Regions from separate parts of the Homo sapiens genome. Here all the other regions are linked to region 3. Evidence: chromatin contacts called from ENCODE Hi-C or POLR2A ChIA-PET data. All regions are on one chromosome and are shown on one strand. Each heading gives the region's core, a stretch centred on a gene start or an enhancer-like site at or near the end of the contact. The rest is flanking DNA. Distances are from core to core; before and after follow the strand shown.

Evidence for each region. Hi-C counts contacts between places; a loop is a spot of excess contacts on that map. ChIA-PET counts read pairs that join two places held with the same protein, here RNA polymerase II (POLR2A). Pooled maps may share reads with other maps.
Region 1: a map of CD8-positive, alpha-beta T cell shows a loop between it and region 3 (25-fold over the local background). The contact joins the promoter of C2CD5 here to the promoter of AEBP2 in region 3. A Hi-C loop is called at or near these places in 4 of 168 maps with a recorded cell type or tissue (CD4-positive, alpha-beta T cell, CD8-positive, alpha-beta T cell and ascending aorta), 1 of 37 single-sample maps with no recorded cell type and 12 of 50 pooled maps.
Region 2: a loop to region 3 is called in a pooled map, with 15 times the contacts of the local background. The contact joins the promoter of ARHGDIB here to the promoter of AEBP2 in region 3. A Hi-C loop is called at or near these places in 3 of 37 single-sample maps with no recorded cell type and 7 of 50 pooled maps.
Region 4: a map of CD4-positive, alpha-beta T cell shows a loop between it and region 3 (15-fold over the local background). The contact joins the promoter of STRAP here to the promoter of AEBP2 in region 3. A Hi-C loop is called at or near these places in 2 of 168 maps with a recorded cell type or tissue (CD4-positive, alpha-beta T cell and naive thymus-derived CD4-positive, alpha-beta T cell), 2 of 37 single-sample maps with no recorded cell type and 7 of 50 pooled maps. POLR2A ChIA-PET finds 5 or more read pairs at or near these places in 1 of 52 experiments (AG04449).

What each region holds. Positions count from the first base shown.
Region 1 is chr12:22,542,692-22,545,882 of GRCh38, forward strand. It overlaps C2CD5 (C2 calcium dependent domain containing 5), which reads right to left and starts at 1,851. Exons shown (of 27, transcript NM_001286176.2): 1 at 1,629-1,851; 2 at 1,370-1,488. The coding sequence starts at 1,459. RefSeq lists enhancers at 92-611, 1,752-1,981 and a silencer at 1,492-1,611.
Region 2 is chr12:14,959,965-14,963,294 of GRCh38, forward strand. ARHGDIB (Rho GDP dissociation inhibitor beta) reads right to left here and starts at 1,637. Exons shown (of 6, transcript NM_001175.7): 1 at 1,573-1,637. RefSeq lists enhancers at 1-89, 1,340-1,459.
Region 3 is chr12:19,437,975-19,441,211 of GRCh38, forward strand. AEBP2 (AE binding protein 2) reads left to right here and starts at 1,518. Exons shown (of 8, transcript NM_153207.5): 1 at 1,518-2,396. The coding sequence starts at 1,726. RefSeq lists silencers at 1,386-1,635, 1,696-1,845, 1,856-1,955 and enhancers at 2,606-2,655, 2,686-2,775.
Region 4 is chr12:15,880,321-15,883,881 of GRCh38, forward strand. It overlaps STRAP (serine/threonine kinase receptor associated protein), which reads left to right and starts at 2,067. Exons shown (of 10, transcript NM_007178.4): 1 at 2,067-2,499; 2 at 3,221-3,356. The coding sequence starts at 2,388. It overlaps LOC102724146 (a long non-coding RNA gene), which reads right to left and starts at 1,978. Exons shown (of 6, transcript XR_007063230.1): 1 at 1,460-1,978; 2 at 787-879. RefSeq lists enhancers at 1,485-1,714, 2,025-2,144.

The DNA.
Region 1 (3,191 bases), core at 601-3,100, 3.1 Mb after region 3:
TTAGCAGAGTGGTTAAGAGAACAAACTGTCAGGCTGTGGAGGTTTGCAAGCTATGTAACCTTAAGCAAATTATTTACCCTTCCTGGGCCTCAGTTACATCCACTGTAACATGGGACAATAACAATACTCCTATAGCAGGACTGTTGTGAAAACTAAGAATTTAAAAGTACTTAGTACAGATCTGGCAATTATTAAATTCAACACGTTACCTATTAGTTATTAAATAGGCTGTGTGGGTCAATGTCTGAACTACCGGAAAGCAAACACTATGTTTTAGTTATTTGTGGATTCCTATCACCTAACATCTGGCACAAGAGCACTCAAGAACTTTCTCAAATGAAGTGATTAAGAATCACCATGACAATGGGCAGGGGAGGCAGTGAACTGTAATTATTCGGTTAGAGAACATTTAGGAAACATCAGGAATATTGAGATGAAATCGAGCTATATATTATGATATATCTATCCATCAATTCTAAGCACTAATAGCCCAAATGATTGCTGCTCTAATGCTCTGGCTCATCACGCCAATTTTTATTACAATCTTTACTTGGCTTCTTTCAGACTCTGGGTTATTACCTTCCGGCCGTAGGCCTTTACTAATTTGCATGACTTTTAAACTAATCATTAGACTTAAAAAGCAATTTTGCAATTTAAGTCCATGGCAATTAAATGACTTCCTACCTCAAGGCGCTAAATTACCCTGAAACACCTCATCAGACCTACCAGCCTATACAAGAGCAGGAAGTGTTGCAGTTGTGTTTTAGAACGTGCATGGCAGATTCACAAAATGTTAGGCATGAGAGTGGATTTCCTCGCACTGTGGGACTCCAAGTGCCCATAAAGGGCTTCATGCACCTTCTTAAACATGATGTCCAGCACTCTGGCCACCCCTTCCAAGGGTGTGTGTGTGCCTGTGTGTGTGTGTGTTTCAGTGGCTGCGGGGCCACACCTTGGGATCTCCTGAGTGGCAGGTGGCCTGTTAATGAGTCCTGACATCAGAGTCATTCCGGCATTTGTGTGTGTGTGTGTGTATGTGTGTGAGTGTGTCGGTGGCTGCGCGGCCACGCCTTGGGATCTCCTGAGTGGCAGGTGGCCTGTTAATGAGTCCTGACATCAGGGTCACCCCCGCATGCACAACAGTACAAGCCTCCCCGCGCAGCGGACTGTGCCGCGGACGCCTGCAAGCCGTGCACCCATCGCACACACTGAGGTCTCGGCGGTCATCCCTCGTGGGAGAGCTGGACAACCACGGCCGAAGGGAGGGCAGTCGAGGGGGGAATAGGCTGAGGGGCTGGGGGCGAGGTGGGTAGATCCTTCACAGGGCTTGGCGCTCCCTGTGTTTTGAGGGGCAGGACCCTGCACCAACCTCCACGAAGGCATCAGTCAGGTCACTAGCACGGTCCATCACTGGCAAATGGCGCCCGGCCACGATTTTCACCTTCAGCTTCCCTGGCATGGTCTCGGTTTCGGCCTCTTCTTGGGCTCCTGCAGAAACAAACAAACGAGTCTGCGCCGAGCGCGGGGCCGGCGGGAGAGGGGCGGAGGCGCGCGGGGTAACTGACAGCGAAGGAGCGCGCGGGGGCGCGCGCGGGCGCCCGGCAGTCGCGCCACGGGTCGCCACTCACTGTCGCAGGAGGAAGGGTGCTGTCCCGCGCGGGTGCTGAGACCTCATTCCGGAGAGGCGGCGGGAGGAAGGGCTTTGATGGGTTCTTCCGTCCCGGCCCCACAAGGCTGGGACGAAAAGCAAAACCCAGTCAGCATCCCGTTGAGCCTCTGCCGCCCCTGCTTGTCTCTCCTCCCCCGCTCTCAAAAATGGCGGCTCTCGGGGCGCGGAAGAAAGCATCGATCGTTCGGCGCTCTGCCCACTTGGCGGGGCGAAACTAAACTCGCCGAGGAAAGATAAGGGGGCGGGGCTGACGTTGAGAAAGCTGGAGGGCAGGGAAATGGGCCGAGTCCTGCATCATCCACCGAGTGGGGGCTGTGGATAGGTGCGGCGCTGCTTCCCTGGAGGGAAACGCTCCATCTTGCGGGCCGAAGCGCGAGTGCTGCTCTGTGACAGCCTCCGGCCGCGGCCTTCCCAGCTGCTACCGCCGCTTTTCGGATGGGCTGTGATAGATGGAGTAGCAGCGAAGACTGCTAGAAGAGCGTTTTCAGTCGGCCTTTAGTGATTCGTAAAACCAAATTAGCTGGTTTCTACTTGGAAGGGGTACAGGTGCGTGTGGTGGTTCCAGTTTTCTGTGAAATAGAGTTAGATGGCCAGGCACAGTGGCTCACGTCTGTAATCCCAGCACTTTGGGTGGCCGAGGCGGGCGGATCACCTGAGGTCAGGAGTTCAAGACCAGCCTGGACAACATGGCGAAACCCCGTCTCTACTAAAAATACAAAAATTAGCTGGGCGTCGTGGCGAGCGCCTCTAATTCCAGCTACTCAGGAGGCTGAGGCAGGAAAATCGCTTGAACCTGCGAGGCGGAGGTTGCAGTGAGCCGAGATCACTCCTCTGTCTCCAAAAAAAGAAAAAAAAGAAAGAAAGAAATAGAGATACCAGGCACATCTCGAATAGTGAAATAAATATTTAGTGAAATATTTTATTCAGTCATAGGCACTTGTGTTGTGCACTGGGTCACAGATATTACTGTGGGCGGGGTGGGGGAGGTCACCTTGAAATCCAAAGTCTCCTCTTGAAAAAAAGTTTCTGCTGGTAGGTGTGGTGGCTCAGATTTGTAATCCCAGCACTGTGGGAGGCTGAGGTGGGAGGATCGATTGAGTCCAGGAGTTCGAGACCAGCCTCATGGAGACGAGGCAACACAGTAAGACCCCTTCTTTACAAGAAATGCAAAAATTAGCTGGGCCGGTGGCTCGTCTGTGGTCTCAGCTACCTAGGAAGCTGAGGTGGGAGAATCTGGGAGAATTGCTTGAGCCCAGGAGTTTGAGGCTGCAGTGAGCTGCCATCTCACCACTGCACCCCAACCTGGGCAACAGAGCAAAACTCTGTCTCTTAAAAAAAATTTTTTTTTAATTAAATGTCCTGCACTCTTAGATCATCTCAGTGTTCTTATTAAGCATCCACAAGCCTAAAGATAAGACCTACAGTAGTAGCAGAAGTTCAGGACTTCCTACCATGGAAAGTATAGTCAACCACAAGAAATAAACATGGAGAGCGTTAAACATCTTGAAGAATTGACCCAACT
Region 2 (3,330 bases), core at 387-2,886, 4.5 Mb before region 3:
AAAAACACAAAGCCAATGGCAAGATTCACGATGCCTGCTAGGGACTGGACCTCTGCCCCCTGTCTCTCCGGACCAACAGGTGCCATGGTCCTCTTGATCTCCTGTGCCTGACCATCCCTGCAGTGAAGATGGCCAGGCCAACCCTGACTCCAGGGGCTCTAGGTCTCCATGTGAAGTGGTGACCATGAGCCCTCCGGGTGAGAGCAGTCTGCCTTTCCCCACTCTGAATGAAGAACTGCCCAGGGCTTGCCAGACACACACCTCAAGTTACCATAGGTCTAGAGTTTAATTACAGATTATGTTTATGAAACATGCTGGCTGGGAAGTCCTCTAAAAGGGAAGAAAGTATTTCAGGTCATACCTAAAGCACTTCTCCTAATGGTGGCTGAAATTCAGACCTTGACATTTTGAAGGCCCACTGATCAGCTGTCCTAGCTGGGCCCCCTTGAATTTTTCTCAAACCTGTCTCTTAATACGTTATTTGGTGTTTTCCATGTTTGCTGTTAGTTATCTCATACCTAAAGGGCTATTATCATTATTAATATTTTTATTTTTTGAGCCAGAGTTTCGCTCTTGTTGCCCATGCTGGAGTGCAATGGCGTGATCTTGGCTCACTGCAACCCCTGCCTCCTGGGTTCAAGTGATTCTCCTGCCTCAGCCTCCCAAATAACTGGGATTACAGGGATGCACCACCACACCCAGCTAATTTTGTATTTTCAGTAGAGATGGGGTTTCACCATGTTGGTCAAGCCGGTCTTGAACTCCTGACCTCAGGTGATCTACCCGCCTCGGCCTCCCAAAGTGCTGGGATTGCAGGCGTGAGCCACCACGCCCAGCCCTATTATTATTTTTGACAACAACAGCAAAGATCTGCCCATCCGACTGCAGGAATTTAATACACAGCCTTTGTCAGTGGTAGAAATTCTATCACTGTATGACTCATGAGTACATAACAATGTGCTATACCATACTTCCTCTTTGAGGGATAAAGCCCCTGCACTCTAAGGGAGGATTTCATTATGCATTTCTCTTATATCACCAGAAAATTATTTAGTGGAAGACAGTTTAATATTTGACAGCTTTGAACCATTTTTTTTTCTCTTTCAACCAGTCTTTTTACATTGTCTGCTTAAAAACAGGAAACCACATATCTCCACCCCAGCACAACCCACCATCCACCAGCACAGACCGTATCATTTTGGATCTACAGTCTTTTTCTTCCAAGCCTGGCCAGGTGCCTGCTCCTACTTTGCAGGAAACCCCTCCAGGCACTCCCGGTGCGTGTTCTCAGAGCCCTTCTGAGAATATTCAGGATTGCACTTCCTGGGCTGCAGCGCACCCTGTACCCTCCTTTTTTAAGCCTCCTCCCCTGAGTCACTGCTACCCTTCCCTCCTCTAACTTCCCCTTCTCTGCAGCCTCCTTAGCAATTTCTTATCATAAAGTTTGTTTTAAAGAAGAACTGCCCCTCTAAAAAAATAATAAACTGTCGAGGGCGGTAGCCCCGTCTAGAGGTTTCCGACTTTGCTCTGTGCCCACCTGAAGCCTCCCCAGCCCGAGGTATTTGAACTTACATTCAGTGCTTCACGTCTCTGTCCGGGGTGCCTCTGTCTCTCAACTCTGACTTCTGAGTACTGGCAGTTAGAACAGGAAGGAAGTCAATGAGAAAAAAAAATGTTTTAGACCTACTTGAAGAGGAAACCCTGGGCTGTCTCAAATCCTGTTCCTTTGCACTGCCTATCTCTTGATCAGCCAACTTGAGCAGCATTCTTGTCAATTAATGGCACATGTGCGAGCATGACAGCCCGTGTGACGTGGAGATGCATGAATGTACACGCAAGAGTGTGGAGCCTATAGCTATGGGTATTATGAATAATTGTGAGGGTATTTCTGATAATCAGGTCATTGCAGTGCATAAGCCTATGGAGGTAAGGAGCCTGAAACCAGTAGCAATAAATTCACATCGGCTTTACTTTGTACCACTCACTTCTGTTCCCACTGGGTCCCCGCCAGCTTCATTATCAACCAGATACGTTGAAAGTTTGCTGGCAGTGAATGTAGAGTGCTAAGAAATGATGATTGTTAACTGCATATACTACGGTCCTAAATTTAAAAATGTGTCCTTAAACAGATTTTTGGAGTTTTGTTGGTTATAATTTCAAGACGTAGCTTTGTATTGCACTACAAACAGTCAAATATTGTTTTTAATAGTTTTGGCTGATTTTTCTTCAAATGAAACAAACAAGCAAGCGAAAGTACTGTCTTTGATGAAACCTAGGAAAGAAATTACAAAAGGAAGTAAAACTTCATTAATTCATAGTCTTCCAACTCAGAATTTGTGACAACTTAACAAGTGCCAAAATAGACTTTGTACCATATTTGAGGAAATGGTTTATGAAGTAATTTAAATGGGAACAAGTCTCGGAGGCCATGTTTAAACCATCTGAGGAACAGTTTTTAAGCAGCCAAGTCACATTCATGCTGTATATTCCCGTAGCTGTTACCAATAATAAATGCTTATTTAGGTTAATATTTCAATATTCAGTATTTACACTACATCAATATATTTAGATCTGACTAAGCACACAAATTTGGAGAAACTGACGTTTATTTTGTTTTCACCTAAATGTACTGCATCTTCTTCATTTCCCTTTGTAAATTGATACCACAGGGTTTGCCTTCTACTTAGAGTCAATGAAATCGGAATAATCAAGGGAGTCATTTCACGTGAGAAGAGATTAGCCTAGAAAAATATGAAAAGGAAAATAGTATATAATTAAAATGAGCAAAAATACTAAAAGCCTAATACCACTTTATTCTATAAATTTTAAAATAGCATAGACAGAATACAGCCCTTGAAACAATGTACATAACTTTATTGTAAAAACAAAGCAAACCCTAATTTACACAGAAGGCAGTAACTTACACATTCTATAGCTCTGCACCCTCAAGAGGGGATACATTTATTCATTCCATAACATTTATCGAGCACCTCTTTTCTTTCAAGTACTGTTCTAGTTCCCTTGTGCAGCAATAGACCGCAGGCGACATCTCTGCTGCCCTGTGGAACTTATGTTGTACCTAGGAGACAATTAAAATAACACAGGCAGAATACATTAATTGTAACAAGAAATATTTAAAAATGAAAAATGGTAAATGCATGGTCTCTATTCCACCACTCATTTCTCATGTTATTAGGGAACACCTCACTAGGCAAACCTGGCTTTTTTTTTCCCTCCAGAGCCCAGTGTATATCGGAGGGTATGGGAGCACCCCTTCCCAGAAAAATCTGTAAAATCAATACATATTTTACAGATTTGTATTATAGATTA
Region 3 (3,237 bases), core at 268-2,767:
TTGGCCTGAAAATGTGTCCTTGGGTCAGGGTGTAATGTGGGCTCTTTTCCAGTCTCCTTTCTTCCAATGACCTCTTCCCTACTTTACAAAAGAAAGGCATAATTCTTCCTCATGCTAAATCTTAGTAAGGTGCAATACCCGGTTATGCAAAAACCTCCAGGACACCAAAGAAAGGCACAATTGACTGGTGAATAAGAATGGGGTAACACATCCTTTCACAAGTCAGGTGGTTTTCAGTTGCTTGCTTTCAACAAGTTGAAAGAGAACCTAATCAGAGTTGTCAGCTGACAGATCATTAAAAGTATTTTTTCTTTGTTAGATCTTTATGCGATTTTTGGGCATATAATGCGAAAGGCATTCAAAGAATTGTGTGGCATTACTATAACAAAACTCCATTCATTCTCATCTGCTTTTTTTATGCGAACAAGTTTTCTCAACACTTATATCCATGGAATTGAAAACTTGGAATAGAACTGATGCTGAACTATTTCTCAAAAAAATCCATCCACTGAAGGTCATAATGTATATTAGAAAAAAGTCCACCCAAGTTCATTTCTGCAAGATGCATTGCCAATAAAATTTTGCTTTTGTGTTTAGTACTTACAAACATTTGAAATAGATTTGTTTTGATCGGTTGAAATAAGAGCTTTATGATCACAGAAAATATAAAAAACAACCCAGATACTTCAATTTATGTTCACATTTTTATTACAAGTAAGACGATCAAAATAGTTCAAATATAAAATATATTACTAGGATAAAATTCTAGAGGAGATATGCAACGTCAATATGAGTTCCAGAAAACAATATTTGGAAATTGTATTTTCCAAACTGTATTTTAAAAAAATGGATATTAGTGGGTGTTAAATCCCTATGGTATTTAGAATCCATTGGCTATACAGTATTTAAACAATGCGACAGATGAAATATTTATAAGCCGGAAAAATGTAGCTGTCATTCTAAACTGTATAAGAACATACACAGCTTTACGAAATTGTTTTAGAAGGCTCATGAAGTAAAAAGTTTGAGGACCCTGAACCAAGATGTTTGCTCTGGGTTCAGGATGTCAACATCTCCAGGGGTATTCAAACATAGGGTGTATTAAAACCTGTCGCCCTGTGTTGCGCATAAAAATTTAGTACCTTACACCGTAGTGTTTTAATTTTTGCCCATTTTAAACCGCTCTCTTCGTAGACTGTAGGCTCGTTCTATTCCTGGCTCAGCTCCTGTACAGAGGGGACACTCCTCAAACACCCCCGGAATGAATGAGTTTATCGTGAGAACTCGGAAGGCTGCTAAAATCCCCGGCCAGCGTTGGAGTTTTCAGTCCGCGTGTCCCTGGGCTTCGAAGCCCGGCAGGGCGTGGGAAGGCCCCGAGGAAACGCTGAGCACTTGCAGGCGCCGGGGCGGGGGCGGGGGCGGGCACTGGGCAGCGGGGCGGGCGCCGGGCGGGGGCGGGGGCGCAGAACCCGCAGCCGGGGGAGGTGCTGCCTCGTGCCGCCGCGCAGGCGCGCAGCAGTCTCCGTGTGAGTGCGCGTAGTCGCGCGCCTGTCCCCGCGCGGGCTCCGTAGCGCGTGTGCAGGCTGACGCAGCTCGCGGGCCCTCCTCCTGCTCTGCAGCGGCGTCGGCGGAGTTTTGGGCGTTTGGGAGGGGGGCGAGGGAGAGAGAGTCGAGAGAGGGAGGCGGCGGTGGGGAGGAGGAGGAGGAGGAGGAGCAGGCGCCGCCATGGCCGCCGCTATCACCGACATGGCCGACCTGGAGGAGCTCTCCCGCCTGAGCCCTCTGCCCCCCGGCAGCCCGGGTTCGGCGGCGCGGGGCCGGGCTGAGCCCCCCGAGGAGGAGGAGGAAGAGGAGGAGGAGGAAGAGGAGGCGGAGGCCGAGGCGGTGGCGGCGCTGCTGCTGAACGGCGGCAGCGGTGGGGGCGGCGGAGGCGGCGGCGGAGGAGTGGGGGGCGGCGAGGCAGAGACGATGTCGGAGCCGAGCCCCGAGAGCGCCAGCCAGGCCGGGGAGGACGAAGACGAGGAGGAGGACGACGAGGAGGAGGAAGATGAGAGCAGCAGCAGCGGCGGGGGTGAGGAGGAGAGTAGCGCCGAGAGCCTGGTGGGCAGCAGCGGCGGGAGCAGCAGCGACGAGACCCGCTCGTTGAGCCCCGGCGCCGCCAGCAGCAGCAGCGGGGATGGGGACGGCAAGGAGGGCCTGGAGGAGCCCAAGGGACCGCGGGGCAGCCAGGGCGGCGGCGGGGGCGGCAGCAGTAGCAGCAGCGTAGTCTCCAGCGGCGGCGACGAGGGCTACGGGACTGGGGGAGGCGGAAGCAGCGCGACCTCCGGGGGCCGGCGGGGCAGCTTGGAGATGTCGTCGGATGGGGAACCCCTGAGCCGCATGGACTCGGAGGACAGGTCAGTGCTCTGAAGCGTTTCCCCTTCCCTTCCTCCTCTTGAACTCCCGGGCCCCTCAGAGGGGGACCAAGGCGACGTTTTGCCGCGATCCCCCTGCTCCCCGAATCCTCGGCCCCTCCCCCAGACTCTCAACTCGGAAATCTCTCGCCGTCGCCGCCGCGCCCCTCTCGCAGCGCATCGCGGCTTCCAACTCTCAAACCGTTCCCCCCCAACTCTCCTTTCCCCGCCCTCTTTCCCCTCGGCGCTTCGCTCCTCACGGACCTCAGGACGGCTCTAACTCGGAAACAGTCCCCAAACGGGCCCAGATCCTCTGGCGGAGCAGAAGAGGGCCTTGATGTACACACGTCGGTACTCAAGGTTAGCTTCTTCCAACCGTGTTCGGGAACACTTGTCAGAACTACAATTGACAAGTGTTTCCAATATGGCTGGTCTCGCCTGGATTTAACAGAACTTCCTTGTCCATGGGAGAGACCCCAGCTATCACTTTTCTCTACTTAAACAAAAAAAGGACTGTTCTTTTATATTAAATCATTGCCTCCCAAATCCCTCATTTGTAGTCAGTCATGTGGTCTCCAACGTGATTTTAACAATCTTTTCTATTTGTTTTGGGAGCATATCTGGGAAAAAGTTTTAAACACGTATAAATGGTTGTGGAAAAGAATAGTGAATTGATGGCCTTTTAAGATAACTTTGCGGAATCAGAGAGTTGGAATCGTAACAAAATACAGTCTTGAAGGTACAACGTAGTTTGCGGCTTTATAGTAATGTTTCAACATGAGAGTCATGATTTTAAATGATAATATTTAAAGTCATGCATTGGAGAGGTCTCGGAAGGAATGAG
Region 4 (3,561 bases), core at 817-3,316, 3.6 Mb before region 3:
ACCTCTAAAACAATTTCTAATCACAGATTTACAACTTTCTTTGGAAGATTTATGCATTTTTAAGTTACCTGAACATCTAGTACGATGCTGTATTGAAGAGGCAGTAGCAATCATCTGTCTCGTACCTAATCTAATACAGAATGCTTTCTGTATTTCACCATTAGGTGTGGGGTTTCAGATATTCTATGAGGTTAAAAAAGTCCCTTCTATTTCTAGTGTCTCAGAATTCTTATAAGTGAAAGAATGCTGAATTCTATCAAAAACTTCTTACACATCTTTTGATATGATTTTCTTTAATCTTTTAATATTGTTAATTATATCAATTACATTAACCTGTCTTCTAATATTAAATTGACCTTGAAGCCTACCCAATTGGTCATAATACACAATACTCTTAGAACTCAGAATCCAAATGAGCAGGAAATAATACATTCTTTAGAGCCAAGTATGTACCATAACTTACCAATTATATTCTTATCTACACACAATGAGCAATAAATGAACATGTATCAGTATCTGACCAGTTGTGTCATTTTGAGTGGGTCTTTTATTTACCTCCATCAGTAATGCAACAATCTATTTAATCAGTAAACAGTCATGCTGAGTATTCACTAAATGCCATTCACTTTTCTGGCACTAGAGTACAAATGACAAAGCCATAACCATTGCCATTAAGGAGTTCATAAATGTGTGAGTGGTGCGTATGTGTGAGACAAAAGGGAGAGGATGGCACAAAGGAGGAGTCGAACAAGATAAAATGAAAAACATATATAGTAAGTGCTTTACCGTAAGTGAATGAACGAGAGTACTAAGGAAAAAGAATGGAGACGTATTTCAAGTTCTCACGTTGTTTGACTCGAATCTTGTAGACGGTGTTTGCTGCAAAAAGATGAAGAAAACATTCACAGACATTTATGTTGATTACATATTTATTGCTATGTGCCCAGACGTTTTGACCTTGGGGATAAAGTAGCAAAGAAAACACAAAAATCTCTGTTGTATTGGGTTTACATTCTATCAATAAAGATACAACTTGCCCAGAGAAAAGCCCTCTCCTGGTTAGGAAACAGTATCAACAATTAACAGCTCTGGTGGTTTCACAGAGCCACAGTGGGCTGCCTGCTGCAGACAATATCAGAGTTTGTTTATATTTAAATATTATTTTAATATTTCTATTTTTGTCCATGTATTATAATGCACATCTATGTAATTTGCAAATCATCACTCATATATACATCATATCAAAAGGTGTAAAAGTTTTTGATAGAATTCAGCATTCATTCGCTTATAAAATGAGTGAAGGCTCACTTTACGGATGAGAGTATTTCATCAAAAAAATTGGGGATCTACGACTCTAGAGTTCTCCGAAGTCCACCAAGGAAAAAGTAACTTGAATTTAATCGCATTTAAAACTATATAGTATCCACTCCTAAAACATTAGCAACATAGGAAAACTTACACAGCGGAAGAAATGACTGGGGATTTTTTTTTTTTTTTTAATACATGGTCTCGCTCTGTTGCCCAGGCTGGAGTGCGGTGGCGCGAGCACCGCTTACTGCGGTGTCGACCTCTCGGGCTCGAGTTATCCTCCCACCTCAGCCTTCCAAGTAGGTGGGACCACAGGCACCACCACTCCAAGCCCGTATATGGTTTTTAAATAAGACAAATTGCAAAAAACGTTGCCAGACAGCGTTCGCTGGTTTGGGCCGTCACTGGGTATGGCTCGTGTCCGTCTAGATATTCAGAGGCCGAGCACAGTCCTCAGTAGGGCTGCTCGGCAGGTACACAGCTGACGCTGGTCCTTGGACTTATGGGAGTGGGAACAACTTTCAACTCGGCCGCGGACCAGGAAGGCGTTCTGACCCGCTAGAGCTCGGGGACAGGGACCCCATCCCGGTGCCTAGAGCGTCTCCCTTAGTCGGCGTGGGCCAGCGCCAGTTACCTCACGAGCACTGAACTAGCGCCTGCGCCCTTCTATACTTCTCGCTCTTTCTTCAAGTCACTTCTACCCGGCGAGCCCGCCCTCCCGCCAATCGTCATTTCCGGCGGGTGCTCTGCGTCATTTACGTCGTCACTTCCTGCCGATGCCGGTGTGGACGCTGTGAATCGTGGCTGGCCCGGTTCTCCGCTTCTCCCCATCCCCTACTTTCCTCCCTCCCTCCCTTTCCCTCCCTCGTCGACTGTTGCTTGCTGGTCGCAGACTCCCTGACCCCTCCCTCACCCCTCCCTAACCTCGGTGCCACCGGATTGCCCTTCTTTTCCTGTTGCCCAGCCCAGCCCTAGTGTCAGGGCGGGGGCCTGGAGCAGCCCGAGGCACTGCAGCAGAAGAGAGAAAAGACAACGACGACCCTCAGCTCGCCAGTCCGGTCGCTGGCTTCGCCGCCGCCATGGCAATGAGACAGACGCCGCTCACCTGCTCTGGCCACACGCGACCCGTGGTTGATTTGGCCTTCAGTGGCATCACGCCTTATGGGTATTTCTTAATCAGCGCTTGCAAAGGTGAGCAAGGCCGCAATCCTGGTCCTCGACGGCTGGGACTGGGCTGAAAGGGATCGGGACCCGCACGCTCCAGTGCCGAAGCGGTGGTGTGGTGAGGGGGGAGGGGGCGATATTAACATCTGAGATGAGAGCCAACACTGGTCCGGTGGAGAAAGGAGTGTGTTAGGGAATCCGCAGCTGGAGCCGAGAGGACGCTTTTGTAGAAACTATTACCTCCAACTAAGACCTCTCTCCTTATTTTATTTTTATTGCTATTTTTGAAGGAGCTGGTCAGCATTTGCCTAGACTCTCGGGACAACACGGTAAATAGCTTTCAAGGATTTGGGGAAAGGAGAAATTAGGCCAGGCCGTGCAATACCTTACAAAGACGTTCGCTCTTGTCTCACTGGATATTCCTTTGTGGTATTAGCCTCATTTTTCAAATGGGAAACTGAGATTCAGGCTAAGATGTCTGTCCAAAATAAGACTAAAATCTAGATTGTTTTGACGCAGATCAGTATTCCCAGCCAATTACAGATGCTTTTCAGAGAGAATGATCTGTTCAGCTCTTCAGTTAATTTATTACTGCACATTCCTTAGTGCCTTCAGTGGGTGGTGGTAGTTAAATAGCTGAAACAATTTTTCCACTTTGTCATTGAACATCATTGTATATTTACATTTGAATCTTAGACTTTAAGTAATCTGAACTTATAAATTACATGTTTTAAAAAATATTTTCTAGATGGTAAACCTATGCTACGCCAGGGAGATACAGGAGACTGGATTGGAACATTTTTGGGTCATAAAGGTGCTGTTTGGGGTGCAACACTGAATAAGGATGCCACCAAAGCAGCTACAGCAGCTGCAGATTTCACAGCGTAAGTGTAGCCAAGATGGCTAACTTTGGTGTTCTCTGTAGCTTGTGTCCTGAAATAATCAAAAACTTCAGTGTCAGATATTCATAAAATTCTGACTCACTGGCTGCCATACAGAACGCATGTTTGATCCCACCAAAATTCCATCGTGGTCCATCGTGGTCCTGTGTGCTTCTTTGTCTTCAGTGGTTCTCAAAATTTTCAGAGG